Linked DNA regions of Homo sapiens: region 1 is linked to region 2. A link is a contact called in ENCODE Hi-C or POLR2A ChIA-PET data. All regions are on one chromosome and are shown on one strand. The core of a region is the stretch at or near the end of the contact, and the rest is flanking DNA. Distances in the headings are between cores, read along the strand shown.

The links. A loop is a pair of places that touch in the nucleus more often than their neighbours do. ChIA-PET counts read pairs that join two places held with the same protein, here RNA polymerase II (POLR2A). Pooled maps may share reads with other maps.
Region 1: a loop to region 2 is called in a map with no recorded cell type, with 7 times the contacts of the local background. The contact joins two enhancer-like sites. A Hi-C loop is called at or near these places in 2 of 37 single-sample maps with no recorded cell type and 5 of 50 pooled maps. POLR2A ChIA-PET finds 5 or more read pairs at or near these places in 2 of 52 experiments (A673 and Panc1).

Annotation. Positions count from the first base shown.
Region 1 is chr12:70,316,100-70,320,365 of GRCh38, reverse strand. CNOT2 (CCR4-NOT transcription complex subunit 2) reads right to left here. Exons shown (of 16, transcript NM_014515.7): 4 at 1,002-1,068. Among named protein-coding and RNA genes, the nearest start is that of KCNMB4, 48 kb to the left of the region's middle. Within about 2 kb of position 2,390, at least 2 of the 41 ENCODE cell types and tissues checked have a DNase peak (open chromatin) inside an H3K27ac peak, as active enhancers do.
Region 2 is chr12:69,904,606-69,908,660 of GRCh38, reverse strand. The region is part of intron 11 of MYRFL (myelin regulatory factor like); the gene reads right to left. Among named protein-coding and RNA genes, the nearest start is that of MYRFL, 81 kb to the right of the region's middle. RefSeq lists an enhancer at 2,270-2,339. Within about 2 kb of position 2,145, at least 2 of the 41 ENCODE cell types and tissues checked have a DNase peak (open chromatin) inside an H3K27ac peak, as active enhancers do.

The DNA.
Region 1 (4,266 bases), core at 1,141-3,640, 410 kb before region 2:
TCCTCCCACTTCGAATCAATTTGGAAGGTAAAGTGTTATGACAAACTATTCTGATACCTGTCAAAACTTTGCTTTTCATTATACTGGGAGAGTTCCAAATCAAATTATTGATTTTTACTTGAAACTGGTTAGGATAGTCATCAGATGTCTTCTTCAGTTATTCAATTATCCTATAATGTCTGATGGGAATTTATAACACTTTTAATTCCCTTCTTCTATTAACAGAGATTACATTAACAGAAATGGGAGATCAACAGATCTGACATTAACAGAGATGATAAAATCATACTAATATTTAACAATTTGGGAAGTTAATTTGAGAAAATATAAAGATATTTTATTGTTTAGTTTTATAAAAATTTTATGTGATAATAGCTAACATTTATTGAGCACTTACTATGCACTAGGCTCTGTGCTAAGCGCTTTAAAAGTATTACAACACTTTAAAAAAATAGAAGTAGAAGCCTGCAAAACGGAACAAGCATTAAACCGTGAGTCAAAAATCTAGATTCTATATCCAGACTGAGCTAAAGCAAAAGAAGAAATATTTAAGAAATACTTGTGAAACAAAGAACATTTTACAAACTGCTAAGTAATGAGTTTACTTAATAAACAGGCGTGCACATACACACACACACACACACAGAGTAGCCAGTCAAATAAACTAAAAAAGCTTTTAACTTCCTTTAATTGAAAACACAGAGAATGTCTATTTTTAGTTTAGCAAATTCTTCAAAAATACTGCAAAAAATTTACAGATGTAAAAGATGTTGAAATAAATTTCAATCTATGCTATATCCAAGTAATAGCAACCATAGGATCAATAAGGTCTGAAATAATGAGGTTTTGCTATGTAAGTAAAATAAAACTCTGAAAATTAAACATTTTTCCTTTTAAGTCATACAATAAACCCACAAAGGAAGTACTGGTTGTTCTTTATTTGGTAGTTACTTATTTTTCTCTTTAAATAAAGTATCCCAGAATAAATACAAAATTCTTACTTTGTTGCCCGTATAAACTTGCCCCAAACTGAGACAGCTGACCTGATGTAGATGGTGATGCCAGCATCTAGAAACAAATTAATTATATTAGAGCATAAAGAAAACAGAGCAGAGCATTGCATTTACACTCCACAAATCTGTAAATCATACCATAAATGTGAAAATCTAACATTTTCTCATTCTTCAGAAAAACATAAAACAAACATTCTATAATATATTCCATGTTTCTTAAGAGAATATCACAATTCGATAAAACCAAACTGTAGAAATGAAATTAATTTTTAATACTATAAGTTTTCTAAAAGTCACACTAACTTGAGTTACAGCAGCACTACTCTTTCACTTAGCAAGTTAAAAAAATAAAATTATATAGACATGGTATATAATTTATGTATTTGTGATGTGAACTTCATGGCACTTGTACAATGCCTTTGAATTTATCCATTTTTTTTTCCTTGTAGATGTAAATTATTTGAAGATATGTTCACAGAACATACATTCATTATATATATCCTCATAGAAATGAATGTAGCAGTGTTATATACTCAAAAGTAAATACTGAAGCTGAGTAAATGAAAATATGTGTGTGTGCATATTTGCGTATTTCCTGTCTTATATTAGACAACCATCAAAACATCCTAATTAAATAAGACATGAGCCATGTCATCAAGGGGCTTACAATCTAGTGGGGAAAGAGAATGAATTATACAACTCATTATATTTTAAGGCACAGTGTGGTAAATGCTCTAAAGGAAACATGAAACATCACTGGAGCTACACAAAGGTATCAGGAATACTCTATAGAGTGGTAACATTTAGGTACATACAATGAAGGGGTCTTCCCTCAAGAATATGCAGTGAGTATAAGTGTAACAAAGGTTAGTAATGTAATCAGAAACCACCTGTACCCCCAAAACTATTGAAATTCAAAAAAATTGAACAAAAATTTAAAAATTGAACACAAAAACCCAGTATCCAGTTGTTAAAAAAAATAAAGATTTGTAATATTATTAGAGAACATAAACAGTGGTGATAGGATAACTATGAAAGGAGATAAAGTTCATCTCTATTTGGAGATAAAGCTCACCCATGTTATGGCATAGAAGAATGCGAAATAAATGTCATACAAGAATGGCTACCAACTATAGCAATAAAAAGAAAAATAATATTAAGCAAGAAGGTGGCAATCAAAATGGGTTTTGGGAAGATACCTCTAATAGCAGAAATGGGATATGCTGAGATACTAAACGACAACAGCAGAAGTGAGACTAAAAATAAGACGCATTCTGGTGGTAGAAGTAACAGTTATTTTATGTCCTGTTGACTAGCTGGGGTATAACGGGAAAAGGAGGTTAATGGAGACTCACAAAAGAGAGAACTATCAGAGGCTGATCTGTGGTTTCCAGGGATGAAAAATCATGCTGACACTGACCACAGTTAGAAAAACCAAGAAGTGAAACATGTATTTTTGTTTGTTTTTTTTTCTATTTTCTCACCCTGTCTTGTGGTGCTGAGGTAAAACATTTAAAGGGTAGAGGTTTTACAATATACATTTCATACTATTTTCATGTCAAAATTCTAAGTTGTTTCAATTATACTAAAGTTTGCAAAATTTTTTATACTATAGTTTTAGACCAATGGTACACATCAGTAACTCTTGAGGTAGGGCTGAGTTATACACCACTCTAAAGAAAACAGTAATATTAATACGACAGTAGTGATTTTTCTAAAAAAAAAAAAAAAAAAAAAAAAATCAAACCTTATAAATATTCCCTCCCAAATCCAGAGGTTGTGCAACCTAGATAATTAAACTAACATCCTTTATCTATACAATTAAACTATATATTCTTTCCCAATTATAACCCAACAGATCAAAAGATGCCTGATAAGTTCTTTTCTTAGGTATTATAGATTACTGTTACTGCATTAACTGAAAATATTTTGTAGGTATATTAAAAGTTCATTTCCAAATTGCAAGAACAAGAATATATAATAAAGCTTTAGTTGATCACAGAAGGTAAAAGGTTTATGGCACATGTATACCTATGTAACAAACCTGCACGTTGTGCGCACGTATCCTGGAACTTAAAAGTAAAATTAAAAAATAAAAAAGGAAGTTTTATCCTTTTTAGTAAGTTTTCTTTTATGATTATGTAGTGGCCTTCTTTATCCCAAATAATGCTTGATATCTTAAAATCTGGTTTTCCTAATAGTAATACAAATCAACCATCAAAAAAAGGAGGTAAAAGATTTATATAAAATTCTTAAGAATCATGATTTTCTGTCATTATAAGCTATAAATGAAAAAGTACAGTTGTTTCTAAAGGCTGCAAATATAAGATGCTGGCCAACATAAATGCATGACTTAGAACAATCCATAATGTGAATATTGTCAAACAAAACACTTAAAACATTTTTCATCAGATATTTATGTTTATTGAATAGTTAACTCCAGACAACACACATTTTAGTCTACTTTCTCACACTGATTATACATCCATGAGTTACAGATATGCCTGGGTATCTACCTGCCCTCTCAAAATGGGAGGAGGGAGTAAGTAGGGAGGGGAAGCAGAGCATGAAGGTAAAGAGGTGGTAGGTCCCTAGGCCAATTACTTGAGATCAAGAACCGTAGGCTGATTCACTTACCACAGTGTGTAATATTATATACAATTTTCTCTATGTGCCACTACATGAAGGTGGTTAGTAAACACAGCTTTACAGGAATAATAAAAGTAGTTTAATGTTAAATTTAAGAGTTTGTAACCTTCAACACATTCATGTAAAATAAGCATCGATCAGCTATACAGACATATCTTAAAATTACTGCCTCAAAATGTGTCAAAAATGCAAATATCTAATTTCTTATAAAGTCTATCCCTAAGAACCTGTACTTTTAAATTCTGAAGGCAATATTTCATCAAACAAATCGGTGCTAAAAATGGATTTAATACACAGTGAAGAAATGTGAATGTCACAGAAATGCTTTTTATGAGTATAGAAAATGCACAAGAAATATACTCTGACAGAACAGTAAGTACTATTAGCAGAAAACAAAATGTATATATTTTTTAAATTCTGAAAGTTAATAATATAAAGGTAAATTTCTTAGAAAAATATAAAACTTTAGATCAAGAAACACATTACAGTAGGGGATGCAGCACAAGTAAAAAGAGTCTAGTTTTGGAGTCAGAAATAATCTGGGTTTGAATCCTGGTTCTGCCACTTACCTATGGAACAACCAATACTTGGTTTCCTTCCTATA
Region 2 (4,055 bases), core at 896-3,395:
AGTACAATGATGGAATTATGCACAGAGAATCATTACAGCTCTGAGGAGGTGTTGAAAATATTCTCAGGGACACGTAAAGGAAGGCTTCCTAGCGATGATGAAGCCCAGCTGAGATCTTGGCTTACTCCAGTTCCTCAGACAAACTCTGCTCCTTTCACTTTCCAGCCTTTGTTCATGCTGTTTTCCCAGACTCAAAAGCTCTTCCTTCCCATTCCCCTGCCTTCCCCTTCACCAATGTAAGCATTGTTTCTCAGAGAAGGATCTCTTGACCTCCAAGTCTAGGCAAAGTTCCTCTGCTTTATGTGCTCATAGCACCAGTTCTCCTTCATAGCATGAGTCACAATTACAAGACAACTAATTGTGTCAACTTCATTCTTTGTCTTCTCCTATATCACATACACCCCGTGAGAGTGAGGACATGTTTAAGGTCATGGTTCATCAACATATCACCAGTTTCAAATACAATTCCTTGCATGTTGTAGGTGCTCAGCTAATAATTGTTAAATACATTGATAACTTAAAGCGTTAGGGAAAGATGTAAGATAGGAAGGGAGGGGGAAGGATGAGACTAAGACAGGAATGCTAGCCACAGAGAACACCATGAACCAAGGCCCGAGACAGCAAATGCCCTGAATGACATCTGCAGAACAAAGGCAGAATTTGGCATTACTGGACTAGAATGGTTAAGGCCAGAGCAGGGAGGGCCTTGCAGGTCATACTTGGAAGGAACAGTCACAATCTCATATAGCCCTGTGCATATATCTATCACTGTGAGCGCCTTCACTCAGTCAACAAATATCTATTGAGTAGCTACTATGTGCCAGATGATCTCCTAAGCACTGGAGATTCAATGAGTGTTTCTCTTTTGGAGCTTAAATTTTAGTAAAAGTTTCATTCTTGAGTCTTATTTATCTCAGGACCTGCACAGTACCGAGCAAAGTGTCTGACATGTAATAGGCACCTAAAATTTTTGATGGAAAAAAGAAGGAATAAAAGAACGAAGGTATTAAAATGGCAAGACAATCCCTGACATGAAGAGAATTGAAGAGAGAGGGTCAATCAGGAGCCAGCCTGGACTGGCCTTGCACTGCCTAGGCCCTACCCAGTTCCTCAGCCATAGGCCCCTGTGAGTCCTATGCCCAATCCCTATTTTCCCCTTTGTTCCTGCCCCACCTGCAGGGCCCCAGCTAAAGAAGGAAGCAGAGGCAGTGTTGGTTCCTTTGTTGCAGATGAAAAGCAGAGGAGAAAGTACCCTCATGTAGGCTGTCCAGGCTACAGAGAGGGAAATGGTCCCTGGTTTCTAAACTGGATCCTTGATTCCCCAAGACATACTGCTAGACATAGCATTAGGTTCTCTGGTACTACTATCATCCTCTAGACAGATTTTCAGCCAAGAAAAATTTTGAGGGTTACTTGGAGACCTAAACATTTTATATGACAATGTTCCTCAAACAAAATGCTTTTCTAATTTCTGGACTTATAGTCTTCCCAAAGCTAAATATAAACAGTAGCCTGTATTGCATGATCCCTATGTGTACACTTGGCCTAGGGAAAACACTTGAGGCAAAGGGTGTGCCTTCTTTGAATCCTCCCAGGAACCCTACCCAGGCCAGCACTTACTGCTGTGCCTTGCTCTTCAATGCCTGTTGAGTAAGAAACTGAAAACTGAATTTGGGTGTCTGCTTTGACCTTGCCCACAGAAGTTTTGGAAAGTTTTGACCATGGATGCAAATAGCCATCAGCATCATGCTGCCTCACACCCAAGGTTTCTATAATATATCATTAGCTCAAGAATTGCATCACAGACAACACCTTCCAGTCCATGGGACTCAGTCTGTTCAGGGAAGGCTATCTGTCATCTGGTGATGGCCCACAGCCCAGCCACAGTCTGGACTAGGAGCAGCTTAAATGACACCTGCTCACCCTGAGCAAAGGAACTTCTGCGTTTGGCTCCTGGCCCAGAGGGAGACTTTGCATGTTTGACTTTCTTGAGCTTTTTTCATGTCTACTTTTGTCTTCCACTAGCACACGGGTATTGTGGTTAGGAGAAAATCAAAACAGCCTTTGAGCATTTCATCTTAACGATTCCCTTTTCTGGCTTGAATTTTTTAATATCTTGCTACCTTTTTTCAGCCTTCACCACAGAATTTGACTGATGTATTCAACTCTCAACTTCCTCATGTTTTTGGGCATTGACATTGAGGTTCTTCATGTGCCTTTAGTGTTCAGCGTGTCCTTCCCCCCTAGTTTTGCTCAGTTTCCACCGTCAGAGCTGCATGTCCTTCCACAGTCTGCAGTCGCATCAGTAGACACGATGCCAATGGCTGGGCAAGTTAAGCTGCTCCTCTGCCCAGGACCTCAGTTGCAGAGGTTTCGGTCATATCTGCGTCATCTTCTCCATGTCTTGGATCTGTGTCCCTGTGAGCATCAGAGATCTCCCCCACCAGGACTTTGTAGATAATCATGTTCTTAATATCCACAAAGAAATCTGTGTTTCCTGCGTGAGGAAACACATAGGGCAAAGCAGCAGCCCATATCCATTTTCCCCAATTGTAGTATTAGGTAACATATTTGACCACTACATTTTGTAGCAGCTCATCCATTCAGAAGCCAGCTGTGGTTAGAATGCACTCTTAAAGAATAAGAAATTGCTTCCAGTCCTATGCATGCCATCAAATTGACCAAGGGTCAGATCCCCAGAGTATATGAAAGAAAGGCTCTCTTTTTAAAAGTTGCAAAAACTAAGTCAGGAAGAGGTGAAGATGAAATTCACACATCTGTCATCAGCATCATCAACATTACCATCATCTCCCTCATCTCTGTAATAAACAGTGGACTGGGACAGACAAGATTTCTACAAATATATATCTCAAAAATGTGCACAGATTTATCAAAACAAATCTATTAATATGAAATCATTTAATAAATAAATTACATGTAATTTTTATTTTGTATAAATAGAAAATAATTTCTCTTTGCTTAGACTTGTCTGGCTAAAAAATACCTTACATATATGAGTTTAGAAAAATCTCTTAACCTGGGTAAAATGAATATGAGCATTTCCTGTTCACAGACAACAAAACAGAGTCACAGATCGCCTCTCGGCCAAAGTTCCTGGGCTGGTGGTTGCCAGAGTCAGGACTAAACTCTTAGACTTCTAACCACGGACCAGGATTTTCTTTATTCTATCATGCTGCCATGAGCAGGAAGGGGATACAGAAATTTCACATTTAGAGCCTGGATTGAAGTGACATTTCATTTAGATGGAGAAGGCTTTTTAGAAGGGATGTGAGAAGTTCTCCAGAAGCTTGTTATTTTAAGACAATATATTTTCTTCAAACCAACAAGCAATATTTGAAGACTTTTTGTAAATGAAGTTCTGTGTTATGCCTGGTGGTAGCAGGAAGGGTTGTACAGGACTTTTCTCACTTGTTATATTCAATTTACATTTTAGTAAGACTTGGTAGTGAATTGTATAGCCAATTGCAAGGATAAATTTGAGTTGGTGTGACCTGAAATGCAGACAGATGATCTCTCTCTAAAGTTCAAAGTCACAATATCTAGGACTGACATCTGGAAATGTATGTAAGAACTCTCTAGCTCTGCATTCCCATCTGGCTAGTAGGTCACAGCTCTTCTAATATGAACCGCAGCTTCACAATCAGTATAAAAGTCTACAATTACAACCATTCTTTGGAATCCTCTAAGCAAAGGAGGACATTCCTTGGCTGGTTTAGGAAAACCAGTGCAGATTTGCACTGAGAAAGGAATGCAGTCTGGAAGAGGGGCTAATAGTGAACAGATTAGGACTTCTATTAGCTAAAAAGGGATAAGGAAAGGAGAGAAAAGGAACTTTTAAAACACAGCTTCACAAATGCTGTCAAGAGAAGTAGTATGAGTGAGATGATGGGGAAGTGGTAGAAGCAATGCATGGGAAATAATTAAATGGCAGAAAAGTTGGAATGAGGTGTTAGTAGCTGGCTGATGGATTGGAAGCTTAATCCTCATCCTTATGGTCTACATAGCAGTTGTAGCTTTCCAAGATGATTCAGTTC